Regions from separate parts of the Mus musculus genome. Here region 2 is linked to region 1. The links are chromatin contacts, found by Hi-C or POLR2A ChIA-PET in ENCODE. All regions are on one chromosome and are shown on one strand. Each heading gives the region's core, a stretch centred on a gene start or an enhancer-like site at or near the end of the contact. The rest is flanking DNA. Distances are from core to core; before and after follow the strand shown.

Region 1 (7,037 bases), core at 1,706-4,205:
AAAAACAAAAATGTGTGTGTCTATGTGTTACCTGTGGCTATGTCTTTGCACTGTGTACACGTGTGATGCCTGAAGGGGCAGAACCCTGTCAGATCCCCTAGAACTGGAGTTACACATGGCTATGAGCCACTATACCAATGGTAGAATTGAACCTGGTCTCTCTGCAGAAGTAGTCAGCATCCTTAACTCTCCAGTCCCGTCCTTCATACCCTTTTATAAGGAAACCTCCTTTTCATACATTTTTGTGAGAATGAGAACATGTGAAAACTCTGAAATGTCCTGCAGTTGAGCCCGGGGTCTAAGACTCAATGCTGGCTTCACACCTGTGTCACTCTGACGCTAACCCTGGGGAAAACCTGACAATACCAAGGTCGTTTCACTGTGGAAGATGTTCATAGAGTTGACAGATCTCAAGGTTGTGATGGATGCTACTGACTGCAGATCACTGAGGAGACAAATCTCCTGTCACAACTGTGAGGGAGAGGTGGGAAGACCCATCCTGAGTGTGGAGGTGTCGATCCTTAGGCTGGGGCCCAAGACTGAATAAAAAGGGAAGGGTGACCTCGGCACCAGCACTCTTTGCTGTCTGAGTGTATGAGGTCAGCTACAACAAGCTCCTGCCACCATGCCTTCCCCTCTGTCATGGGCTGTACCTGCAAACTGAGAGTCAAAATACAGCCTTCCTTCGTTACATGCTTCATCCAGGTATAGCACTATACAGCACTACACATTCTATGACTTGACAAGGCAGCAGAAAGAAGACCACAAACACTAGTCAACCCATCTAGCCCCAGCATTCCAACTCTTACCTGCACCACATCTTGGGTTCTCTTATTTGTGAGACAGAGCTAAAACTATCTCCGGGTACAAAGGGGGAGAATCAAAATGGCCGGGCTTAAGCATTACATGAAGGTTTTGTAGACACGTGTCTTAGGAAAGCCTTTAAGTGGTAGAACTAAAAAGCATCTAGGAGTCGGGCAGTGGTGGTGCACGCCTTTAATCCCAGCACTCGGGAGGCAGAGGCAGGCGGATTTCTGAGTTCGAGGCCAGCCTGGTCTACAGAGTGAGTTCCAGGACAGCCAGGGCTATACAGAGAAACCCTGTCTCAAAAACAAAAACAAAAAACAAAACAAAAAAACAAAACCATCTAGGTGTGGTGGCAATTAATTCTTGCATGGGAAGGAGAGGTAGGCAGATCTGAGTTCAAGGCCAGCCTGATACATATAGAGAGTTTCAGGATATACACAGAGAGACTCTGTCTCAAACAACAAAACTGTAAACAAGCAGAGTTTTAGAGGTTATTTTCTAAGTAGCTTGAGTCTGCTTTAAAGGCCACTGTGGTAGGAACACGTCCTCCTGCAGACGGAAGGGAGTAAGTACCCATTCACTCATCCTCAACAGAGACGTTCTAGTAGCGATGACCTGCAAGCACTGTTACAGGACTGCCGAAAAGTTCCCATTGCTGTGATAAATCACCAGGACCTAAAGCGACTTTGGGAGGAGAGCTTAGACTTGTAGGTATCTTCTACTTAAGTGTCTTACTCCATCACTATGGGAGGCCAGTGCAGGACTCCAGGCAGGAGCTAATGCAGAAGCAAGGAGAGTGCTGTTGACTGGCTTGACCCTCTTGGCTTGCTCAGCCTTTCTTACTGCACCCAGGACCACTAGCCCAGAGGTGGCACCACCCACAGTGAGCTGGGTCCTCCCACATCAGTTATCAACCAAGAGGTTCCCTCTTCCCAAATGATGATGTCTCATGTCAACTTTGTCAAGTTAACACAAAACTAGCATATGCATACACACAGACACACACAGACATACACAAACTGCAGTTTTCTGATTACTACTTAACATAAACCACCTGGGACCTTGGTACATGGTTCAACCCTTAATATCTTAAGTCGAACAGAACTCTTCATAAAGGTATTAGTTCTAGGAGTCTGCACTAATGAGAAATAACAAGGTCATTAAATGCTTACCACATATCCAAACTACATCTCAATTTCTTAATTTACTGAAACCAACTAAAGTCTGTATAAGCCGAGGCTCCTTTAATCCAAAAAGCTTGGGCTCAGGAGAGTCTTTAATTTTTTTTGTACTTTACAGTATTTTCATGTACATAAGGTCTTGGGGATAGTACAAGAGTCTAAACACAGAATTCATCATTTCACATATGCTTATACACATACCCTGAAAAAGTTCTCTGTGTAGCCTTTGCTGTCCTGGACTCCCTCTATAGACCAGGCTGGCTTCAACTAACTGAGATCCACCTGCCTCTGCCTCCCAGTGCTGGGATTAAAGGCGTGCGCCACCACCGCCCGCCTTCTATTTAGGTATCTTAAGAGTATTGGATTTTGGAGCCTTTTGAAATTTGGGTTTCCACAGTCGGGATTCTCACAAGCCTTACTTCCCAAGCTGCACCTCCTGAGCATGCAAACTCACAGGACTAGACCCCAATGACAGCCACAAGCTCGTCACCAAGTTAGTACGTTGCTACTCAACCCAACTATTTTTGTTTCAAAATAGTAGTCACGGAATAGTTTTCTGCTTTCCACTTCGTCTAACAAGCCGCCTTTCTGTTCCTAAATGGGTGTCGCTTTACCTCTGGTGGCCTCGGTTTCCTGCATCTCGAAATGGGACTCTTCGGAGGCTCAGTGGTGATGCTGGATAAGAAATGCGACCTGCCCGTGTTTCCCCGCAATCGCCCTCGCTCACTCTCTGCAAGTCGCGGTTGCAGCAGCTCTTGCCGCTCTAGCCTCTATGCGGCCTTCCTGCGCGTTATCCGCGCTGTCCGCCCCCCGCCACCGCCCGCCTCGGCCCCTCGCCTCCCTCCCTGGCTGCCCCGCAGCGCCCAAGGCCCAGAGGGGCCGCGCACTCACCTGCAGGTGACCTGCTTGGTGCTCATGGCGGCGGGGCCACGGGCTGGAGTCGCACTGAAACCTCAGAGCCGCCAGCGCCGTGGCCCAGCCCGGCCCCGCCCCGCCCTTCCCCGCCCCGCCCCGCCCCCCGCGGAGTCGCGTCACTCCTGCGCGCGCCACCCTCGTTCGTGCGCTACTTCTAAGGTGCCGCCCGGAAACCTAACCACCATCACAATGGGTTCCGCCAGGGCCTGGAGCCGGAAGGTCCCTACTCCTTAGTAGTCCGGATCCCAACTTTCTGAGGCTAAGGGTCTGAGCATGTCTAGTATACTGAATTTACCAATCATCTGCGAGGCCCTTACTTCTAGGGTTCGGCCCCCATCTCTCAAGGCAGTCTTTTAAGATGATGATGATGATGATTGATGATGTTAATGATGATAAAAGTAATTTTACTATTTATCTTTATTTTATGATATGAGTGTTTTTGCCTGCATGTGTGGCTGTACACCAAGTGGAATGCAGTGCTGGTGCAAGCCAGAAGAGGGAGTTAGATCACCTGAAACTGGAGTTGCAGACGATTGTGAGTTACCATGTCGGTGCTGGGAACTGAACCCTGGTCCCCAACTAAACAGCCAGTGCTCCTAACCACTGAGCCATCCTCTAGTAAGAATTTTTATTTATTTATTTATTTTTGGATAATTTCATACATGTGTACAATGTATTTGATTATATCCACACCAAATATCCTCTCCCCGTACTGATCTTTTTGTGTACATACATACATACATACATACATGCATACATACATACATACGTACATAACTCAAGGCAGGAATCTGGAGGCAGACACTGAAGCAGTATGTACATATATATAATTTGGATTTTTGCAAACTACAGTTGTGTTATCAGCTTTGAAAAAGTGTCTCCTGGTTTATTGTGTTGAGTTGGCATTGTATAGAAATGAACAGCAGGGGGCTGGAGAGATGGCTCAACGGTTAAGAGCACTGACTGCTCTTCTGAAGATCCTGAGTTCAAATCCCAGCAACCACATGGTGGCTCACAACCAGCCGAAATGAGATCATGAGATCTGGTGCCCTCTTCTGGTGTGTCTGAAAACAGCAACAGTGTACTTACATATAATAAATAAATTTAAAAAAGAAGAAGAAGAAAAAATGAACAGCATAGTACTCTGGAAACATTATGGGTATTCTTTTCATTTTATAGAGGTGGTACACTGTAAAAACAGGTAAGGACTTCTGAATGCTCAGCTCTAAATAGAACATGTGTGCCAATACCCTGACCTTGCTAGCAAGGCTCTGAGAATATCATGGAAGGGGGAGAAAGAATGTAAAAGCTGGAGGGTTGGGAGAGTGCCATGGAATGCTGTCTCCCGACATGACATAGCTTTAGACTTAGGAACACTCAGTAGCTGTGGCTACCTACAAAAGATCTGCAGAAGACTGTGCCCACGGCCAATTGTGGTAGTGCATGCCTGTGATGGTTTGTATGTGCTTGCCCAGAGAATGGCACTATTTGAAGGTGTGGCCCTGTTAGAGTAGGTGTGTTAGTGTGAGTGTGGGCATTAAGATCCTCATCCTAGCTGCCTGGAAGTGAGTCTCCCACTAGCAGCCTTAAGACAAAGATGCAGAGCCGGGCGTGGTGGCTCACGCCTTTAATCCCAGCACTCAGGAGGCAGAGGCAGGTGGATTTCTGAGTTCGAGGCTAGCCTGGTCTACAAAGTGAGTTCCAGGACAGCCAGGGCTATACAGAGAAACCCTGTCTCAAAAAAAAAAAAAAAAAAAAAGACAAAGATGTAGAACTCTCAGCTCTACCTGCACCATGCCTGCCTGGATGCTGCCATGTTCCTGCCTTGATGATAATGGACTGAACTTCTGAACCTGTAAGCCAGCCCCAATTAAATGTTGTCCTTTATAAAACTTGTATTGGTCATGGTGTCTATTCACAGCAGTAAAACCCTGTGCTAGGCCTGACCATGCTTTTGTTTGGAAGAATATAGATTTGGGGACTTTGGATTTGGAAAGCAGTGGAATGCTTTAAAAAGGGATTAGTGGGTTATCCTAGCAGGAATACGGAAGACTTTGTTACTGAGAGTGATTTGAATTGTGCTGACCTGGCCCAAGAGGTTTCAGGGGAGAATTTCAGTTTGTGGGCTAGAGACTGTTTTTGTGGTATTTTTGGTGAAGAATATGCTCTTGTCTGAAGAGTCTGCCTGAGGCTAAAGTGAAGAGACACAGATTGATTGCATTGACAAAGGAAGCCTCAGAAAAGCCCATCATAGACTTTGTTTTCTGGTTAAGCCTCATGAAGAGCATTTTAAACAAGTGCAGCCAGCTGATAATGGAAAAATATAAAAATATATGGTTTGAGTATTAAAGGGGCACCAGGAAGTGAAATGGAGCTGAAGGATATTAAATTGAATTTAGGGGGTGGTGACTTTGTGGCAAGATCCCACCCAGCTAAATTTAGATCCAGTAGCAGAAGCCTTTAATCCCAGGAGGCAAAGACAAGCAGATCTCTGAGTTCAAGGCCAGCCTAGAACAGAGCAAGTTCTAGGTAGAGAAAAACCTTTTTTTTTTCTTTTTAGGGGGAGTTTTTCGAGACAGGGTTTCTCTGTGTAGCCCTGGCTGTCCTGGAACTCACTCTGTAGACCAGGCTGGCCTTGAACTTGGAAATCCACTTGCCTCTGCCTCCCAAGTGCTGGGATTAAAGGCGTGTGCCACCACCGCCCGGCAGGTGAAGAAAAACTTAAATCCAGGTTTGGTGGCCCACACCTTTAATCCCAGTGTTTAGGAGACAAGCATGCAGATCTCTGAGTTCAAAGTCAGTCTACAGAGCAAGTTCCAGGATAGCCAAGGTTAGGTAGTGAAGGAGTTAGAAAACAGAAAGCTAGTTAGTGATAATGTAATAGAACATGGGGCCATGTTCCAGCCCCAGCAAGCAGCAGAACTTGGCAGCTTTGGCCACATGGCTCTGGCTTTAGAGTCCAGAATTAAAGGGACTACTGGGAAAATTGATGCTGGTTATCTGGAGCTAAGAAATTAGTGGTGATTTAGAAGAGGCCAGCATCACTGAGGTGAAATCTTCTGGGAAGTGTCTTCTGAGAGCACAAAGAAGCTGTGTTCCAGAGATAGCCAAGGTTGTACCTCATGCTGCAGCTGGACTTGGTAATGTGTAAGAGTCACCCAGGGGGTACTGGTTTTGAAGGCATGAAGGGGTCATGAAGAGCAGCTGATGCTTGACACTGTGAGAGGCCATGGAAGGCCATTGGTGAAAGTGCCAATTGGAGCCCTTTGGAGGAGCAAAGAAGATCATGTGTGGATCCCAGGCATTGAAACAGAAGCTGTAACATTGACGTGTTGCCTCAAGATATTTGATATGCCAGAGCTGTGGTCGATCTGCTGAGGAAAGCTGCTAAAAAGCAGTGGAACCAGACTAGGAGAAAGTTTGTTACTGTCAACAAAGATGAAAAAGGTGTTGGAGATACAAAGACTGCTTTGACACCAGCCATGGAGATGCAGTTTGGAGTTTGCCCAGTTGGTTTCCAGTCTTGCTTTGAAGATGACAGTTAAGTGATTGGATGAATCTCAGAAGAGACTCTGAACTTTGGACTTTTAACATTATTGAGACTGCTATAGACTGTGGGGACCTTTGAAGTGGGATTAAATGTATTTGAATTATGCTATGTTTAGGTATGGTCCTCCATAGGCTCATATGTTTGAACAAGCCAGTGGGGGCCAGGGAGTGGAATGTGATGGTTTGTATATGCTTGGCCCAGAGAGTGGCACTATTAGAAGGTGTGGTCCTGTTGAGGTGTGTCACGGTGGGTGTGTGCTTTAAGACCCTCATCCTGGCTGCTTGGAAGCCAGTATTCTGCTAGCAGCCTTCAGGTGAAGATGTAGAATTCTCAGGTCCTCCTGCACCATGCCTACCTGGATGCTGCCATGCTTCCACCTTGATGATAATGGACTGAACCTCTGAACCTGTAAGCCAACTCCAACTAAATGTTGTCCTTTATAAGAGTTGTCTTGGTCATGGTGTCTGTTTATACCAGTAAAACCGCAACTAAGACAATGCCTTTAGTATTAATCCTTTAAATCAGGAGGCAGAGGTAGTCAGGTCTCTATGAGTTTGAGGGCAGCCTGGTCTACATAGTGAATA
Region 2 (7,037 bases), core at 3,216-5,715, 93 kb before region 1:
TAGAATAAATAAATCTTTTTTAAAAGTCCAAAACAAAAAACAACCACCCACTAAAAAAACCGAAACAAAACAAACAAACAAAAGACAAAAACCACTGTAGGCTCTTAACTCCGGGTCATGGTTCAGTTCCTGAATGTGGACCATGTCCCTGGTGATCAGCCCTGGGGTGTGTGCTCAATAGCTCCCCCTGTCTGACTGAGATGGGTGTTCATGTGGTTGGTGAGGAGATTCCTAGACCCCAACACAAACAGTTAGCATATACACACATGCGAGCAAAACGCTCTTACAAAGAAAATAGGATAAATCTTAAAGGAGTTTTAAAATAGAAAATCTTTACTAAAATTAGATAAAAGAAAAATGTAAACATAAAAAAGTTTGGTTTTTTTTTTAAACCACTCATTTCTATATTTAGAAAAACATCTCTGTGTGTTTCTTATGTGTGGCACTAAGATCTACTCCAATAGAGCTACACTCAGACTGGAGTTGCTACAGATCACCTCTGTCATCCCAGGAGTTAAGATGCTAAGACAGAAGAATTACCATGAATTCCAGGCTAACCAGATCTCCATAGCAAACCTTATCTCATTAATAAAATAAAATAAAATAAAATAAAATAAAATAAAATAAAAACCACACGTGACATCACTTGCTGGGTCCTTGTCTGCTCCGGGCGAGTGATGTACAGAAATGAGCACTTAGGGGACATGCAGGAGCCTCAGTGGTTGTCATGACGATCAATGAGGTGTCCACGGATAGCCTGGGCTTAGTCAGGCCGTGCTGGTGGGGACAAATGCATGTGTCTTAGCTGGCCCGGAATGCCCGACTCGGCTCATATTCAGAGCTGAGACCTCGGTGGAGACAGCTGGAATCCCAAGCTCAGCTGAGACAATGGGGCATGGGGCCTCTCCCTTTGGCTTTCCCATGCATTCTTTCCTGGCGGATTCTTGAAGTAGGTAGGAAGATTGAGGTCAAGTTTTGCAAATGCTCTGGCCTAGGTGTGGCCCATCCTTCAATTCTCACTTGAGAAGGTGCCAACCCCTTTTCTTCCTTGTTCAGAGTCATTTACCTACGTGCTGGGCCGAGCCCCAATGGGAACTTAACATTCATTTTCTCTCTGTACTGGCTTTTTTTTTGTAGTGGTTCACACAAATTTATTGTTCCTTGCCAACACTTGCTATTTCGGGAACCACGGCAACCGTTTCACAACACACTTCAATTAACTCAAGATGTTCTATTTAGAACCATCTTCCCAAAGCTTTGCAATGCTGGAGGTCACAAGGGCATCAGTGAACTTGCACAGAGTCACACGGGGAAATATTTTTCTTTTGCCTTGGAACAAGAGACATAAAGATAAGGCTTGAGATGAAGGACAAACTCAGGCCCAGGACAAAACCAAAACCAGAAACAAAACCAAAAGACAGGAAATGATGGTTTCATTTACTGAACCTAAGGAAAATTTAAACCACGGTATTACTTTTAAAATATTTATTTTGTTTTTACTTATATGTGTGTACCTGTTGTGTCCGGCCAGCCGACCACATGTTTTGGGTCCTAGGCTGGAAAGGCATGTTGGAAACCTGGAAGAGAAGGAGGGCTAGGCTGCATGAGATAAGGAAGGAACCAAGACAAAGCTCTCTGCTCAAAGTTCAATTTTAATGTCAGCAAACACGCTCTTTAAAGAAAAGGGGAGGGGCTGGAGAGATGGCTCAGTGGTTAAGAGCACCGTCCAGAGGTCCTGAGTTCAATTCCCAGCAACCATATGATGGCTCACAACCATCTGTAATGAGATCTGATGCCCTCTTCTGGTGTGCCTGAAGACAGCGAGAGTGTACTCAAAAAAAAAAAGGAAAAAAAAGAAAAAGAAAAAGAAAAAGAAAAAGAAAAGGGGAGGCCTGTCCCTGGCCAAGCAAAGTTCCTTTGAAGTAGATAGGTCAGCCTTTTAGTGGGAAGATCGCAGTGTTAACTCCGGGAAGATTCTTGGAAGAGAACCAGTTTGGCCTCTGGCAGGTTGAGCCTCAGGCAGGTAGTAGCACATCAAAGGAGCAGCACAGCAGGTGGCTCTGCTCAAGCATCCGGATGGTCACAGCCAGCCTTGCTAGGCTGGAAAGAGGTAACATGTACCTATGTATGAGTATGTACACCTGAGTGTAGTAACCTCGGAGTCCTGAAGAGGGCGTTGGATTCGCTGGAACTAAAGTTACAGGGAATTGTAAGTTGCCTCACATGGGTACTGGGAACTGAACTCAGAACTTCTAGAAGAACAGTAGGCTCTCTTAACCATTGAACTATCATGCTAGCCCCCAAATATTACTTTTTTGTTTGTTTAACAGCTTTTGTTTTTGAGACGAGATCTGATTTTGTACCTGCTATTGACAATCTGGGCTAAAGTCTGTATCCATAGGGTGAGTTCATCTTCTTTGGTGGGTGAGATTACCAGAAGGGATACGTGACACCTGTGCTCTTGGAGGATCTGCCTTCAGTTCAGCCAGGGAAGTTTCCTTGCATTTGTTCCTAAAGTCTAAAGAGGCCTGGTTTGGAGTGTTTTTCTGAATGTGTGCACACTCAGGCTGACCAGCATCCAAACACCAAAAGCTACCTTTCAGTGCTCCCTCTTCCTAGAAACTATCAGCTCACCCGCCTCTCTATAGCCTGCATTTATTTCTCTCCGTGCTCACCCAGAGGTGAGTGTTTGGAGGCTTCTAGATTTCACTGGTTTTAGAATATTCATTTCCCTCCATATGATGCTCCCAGGTGTGTCATATACTACAAACTTTTCACTCTGTTTCCCTCTGTTCATGGTTCGTTCTCTCTCTCTCTCTCCCTCTTCTCCCTCTCCTTCTCCCCCCCCCCCCTCTTCCCCCTGACTCTCTCCTTCCCTTCCTACTCTCCTCCTCCTGCCTCCTCCTCTTTTTTAAAAAAATAGGAACTCACTATATAAACCTGGTTGACCTGGAATTCATTACGTAGAGCTGGTTGCTTCAAAATCACAGAGATCTGTCTGCTTTAGCCTCTTGACAGCCAATTCTTTATATTCCTGGGCATGGATGTAGTACTCAGTGTAAACACAGATAGATAGAAAGACAGACAGACAGACAGATAGATAAATTGCTTAGAGTGAGACCACAGCATACCAACACTAATTCACACTAAAATCACTCTGGGGAACAATCTTAGTGTACCTCAGGGGTAGAGCCCTTGCCTAGCATCTTCAAGGTCCTGGGTTTAATTCCCTGGTTTGACTCTGCACTCTTAATGAAGTATAATGATACTATGTGATGTTTGGGGAAATCACTCTTCGTCTCTGAGCCTCTGAGTCCTCATCTGTAAAACGAAGAAACAAATCCCCACAGGATTGGCTCCACCACCTCTAAAGGGCAATGCACACCTGGACATTTGCTTGCCCCGAGGGTCAACTAGTGGCTGTCAGGGTTCCTGGAATCAGGAGAATTGAACAGGTGGCACATGAGTGTGTGGCTGAAGCCCAACTCCCTAGCCCCCTTCCCCCTTAGTCTTCTCCCTCAGTCTGAGCTACAGTGAAACCTTAAAAAGCTTCCCAGCACTGGCCCTCCCAGCACATCAGCGGCTAGCTGAGTGCCCCACCTATACACTTCTGCCTTCCCTGGTCTGAGGGTTCAGGGGGCACAGGGTTTTGTCTTGTTTTGTTTTGTTTTGTTTTGTTTTGTTTTAACAGAACTCATGTCTTGTGTAAGGGACTGCTTCCAGCCAGCACTCTGCACATGCCTGTCCCGTGAGGTCGAAGCTATTGTTAGCCTCTAGTCCGGGGTGAGGGAGCAGAGGCATGGAGTCACTCAACACCTGACTCGGGCCATAGATGAGATGCACCCGGATTTACGGCTCCAGAAGTAAGCAACACATGGCTTACTTTGGGGAATGCAAGCTTTCTCTTACTTATTTTTTGTCAATATAAACAAATATTTGTTTTTCTGGTATTTAAAATAAACCAAAAAACCAAAAACAAAAAAGTGTGGAAGCCGGCTATGTAGGTTCGTGCTTGTGAGTCCAGCACTCGCGGGTCGAGGGAGGAGGGTTGCCACCTCGTAGGAGCGTAGGAGCAGTAGCAGTGGATACCTGCATTCTCAGCTCTGGTCGAGGCAGCTGAGGTGCGTAGCACGGAAGCTAAGCTTGGGATAAGGCCAGCGGGTCCAGGACCTTCCAAAATGTGGGATATAGGATAACCAGGGTCTTATTCATTTGTGAGAAAAGGTGAAAGTAGTTGCAAGCTTGTGGCCGGTCCCTAGGAGGCAGAGGATCCTCCTGCGCTCATCCACAGGGCCCCCCCAGATCCAGCCTGAAACCAACCGCAGTCTCCGCCCTCCCAGTAAATAGGCGTCGCTATTCTAGGCAAGGCCCAGGATAAAAATACTTGCTATGTTCTGCAAGGTTTTTTTTTTTTAAGTCATGAAAATAACAGTGCAGTAAGCTGTCTATTTTTGGTTGGTGCCTGTTGGCACGTGTTCAAAGTCATGGCCCAAATGAGATCTATTTAGAAACAGGTCACCGCAGTTTGTGGGTGTATGGAGGGGCCTCAGACCTGAACCTCGAGCAGAGGGAGAGGAGGCCAGCCTCTGGGCAGGCCTGAGCATCCATGTGTGCCCTGCTTCTTAGCCAAGTTCTTAGGGGTGAAGACTCCACTCCGGCCTGAGGAATCCAACCTTAGGGTGGGACTGGGGTGTGAGAATGTTCCCCAACTTCTCTATAAACCGGCTGATCACACGGCTGCATAGCAGCCTGGCAGATATTCCAGTTGGGGCCCAGCATCTGGGACTGGGCTGGGTTTTTCCAGCCTCAGTGGACAAGAGGGTGCTCCTGGAGGCTGAGAAAAGATCATCTCTGTTAGATGGCTTCATGCAGATGTGGAAAGAACCTGCCCAGGCCTGGGTTTCGGTCTTGGCCCTGGGCCTCCTGGCAGTGTGATGTTAGACAGGTCACTTCACCTCTCCACCTTTTGCTTTTTTCTTTTAGTAAAATGGAGATAATAAAGCCAAGCTTAGAAGAAAGTTGGATGATTGATGTAGATGGTACATTTTAAAGATTATGGTTCATATGGGATGGCTACCATGTCTGGTTTCCTGATTATAGGAGCAGGCGTTCTCTTTCTAACCAGTCTTTTAGGGTCACCTTTCAGTAACAACAACAACAATAACAATAACACAACTATGTGGTATTATGTGCCAGGCATTGTTCTAAATACTTTCCTTATACAAACACACCTCTTTTTTTTTTTTTTTTTTTTTTTTCCATAGCAGCCCAATGAAACAGGCCCTGTGTGATCCTCCTCTCACAGACGGGGACAGTTGAGGCTCAGAGACGGACCGTTTAGCTTGGTGTTGTGGTCTAAGACTGAGGTAGAAGGATCAGGAATTCAAGGTCATATTTAGGGAATTTGAAGGCAACCTGGGCTACATGAGACTCTGTCTCATATAAACAGAAACAAACAAGAGGTTAACACCTTTGCCCTCGGTCACACAGGCAGCAGGTGACAGATCCAGGCCTCAAAACCACAGTCACACGTGGCTAACCACAAGCTATTGGTTCTTTCTTAATTATAGCTGGTTTCTTGAGCCTTCCACAGGAGAGGGCAGGCACAGTCAAGATAGTTGCAACACTCAGGTACCACAAAGAATCTTAAAAGGTCAGCCAGACTCTCTGGTTTTAACCCTTAGCCTTTCCCAGGCAGCAGTGCACACCTGGCTGGGTGTGGTGCAAGCCTATTAACCTTAGCACTTGGGAGATGGAAGCAGGGTGATTAGAAGGAGTTTAAGGTCGTCCTTAGCTACCTCATGAGTTCAAGGACAGCCTGAACTGCTTGAGACCCAGTGTAAAAACAGGCAAAGAGAAAACAATGGGGCTGGAGAGATGACTGATGGCTCGGTGGCTAAGAGCACTGACTGCTCTTGCCGAGGACCTGGGTTTGATTTCTCACATACCTGGCAGTTACAGGGGATCAGATGCCCTCTTCTGGCCTCCTTGGGTACTACACACATGTGCTACACATGCAGGCAAACACATAAAAATAAATGAATAAATAAATAAATAAGCAGCAACAAAGAAAAATACTTTAAGAAGATGGACATGGGGGCCAGTAGGAAAGCACTTACTGAGCCCTCCAGGTCCTGGGTTCCATCTCCAGCACCGAACACAAATGTTTTATTGATGTTGACTTGGAAGGGAGGTGGAATGGGGTGTGGCCTCAGGGTCTCATGGTGTGTTTCCTCCTACTATGATGCTGCTGATCTTTTCACGTTTAATAATTTATGCTCCCTCTGTGACTTTATTCATATCTATGACCTCTCCTTCCCTCACTGCCAGGGGCCTGCCTGGCCGTAGGGGACAAGCTGAGGTGGAACACAGAGTTGGACAAAAGCCAAAGGACTGATAATTTCCGGCCTTTTAATTCTCTCTGACTCGACTGGAGACTAGAAACTGATGGCTTCTGGAAACTTAACACTCCCTTGCTTATTCTGTGGCTGAAAACCACTGGCTTCTTTTTTCTTTAACTCTCTGCGATTTATTTTTGCTTTATAAAACTCTCTGTACACTACTTAACCCTGGAGACTTAACGCTTTCTTGCTGTTCTGTGCCTCAGTAAGCTCTAAAACTTAACTTTTTATGCTTAAATGATTGCTGGGGAAACTTAATCCTTATCTGTCTTTACTTGTGGTTAAATAAAGGCTAATATCTGAAGGTTAACATATGCTGTTTAGCAGCAGGGAACAAGTAAAGGATTTATTGCTAGAGATCCTTTCTTTGGCGAGTCAGCCAGAGGCCTCTCGCTGGCCAGGTGAGAAGCTTGGAGCTAGTTAACTCTTTTTGAACTGGAGAGAAAAAGGAAAGGGAAGAAGTCACTCACACAAACCAGGTGAAGCAGATAGTGGCTGCACCACCTTTCTTTATTGCTTTCAGCCTTTTTATAGCTTAAAAAGTTCTCTATGTAAGAAAAAATTACCTCATAGAGAACATGTTAAAAGGGGAGTTACGGAAGAATATCAATAACAAGCTCAAAGCAGTGTTTCATA

Evidence for each region. Hi-C counts contacts between places; a loop is a spot of excess contacts on that map. ChIA-PET counts read pairs that join two places held with the same protein, here RNA polymerase II (POLR2A).
Region 2: a map of gastrocnemius shows a loop between it and region 1 (2.1-fold over the local background). The contact joins the enhancer-like site here to the promoter of Mkrn2 in region 1. A Hi-C loop is called at or near these places in 1 of 37 maps with a recorded cell type or tissue (gastrocnemius). POLR2A ChIA-PET finds 5 or more read pairs at or near these places in 1 of 5 experiments (embryonic stem cell).

What each region holds. Positions count from the first base shown.
Region 1 is chr6:115,597,856-115,604,892 of GRCm38, reverse strand. It overlaps Mkrn2 (makorin, ring finger protein, 2), which reads right to left and starts at 2,955. Exons shown (of 8, transcript NM_023290.3): 1 at 2,880-2,955. The coding sequence starts at 2,905.
Region 2 is chr6:115,692,044-115,699,080 of GRCm38, reverse strand. No RefSeq gene overlaps it. Among named protein-coding and RNA genes, the nearest start is that of Gm38879, 5.6 kb to the left of the region's middle. Within about 2 kb of position 4,465, at least 1 of the 3 ENCODE cell types and tissues checked has a DNase peak (open chromatin) inside an H3K27ac peak, as active enhancers do.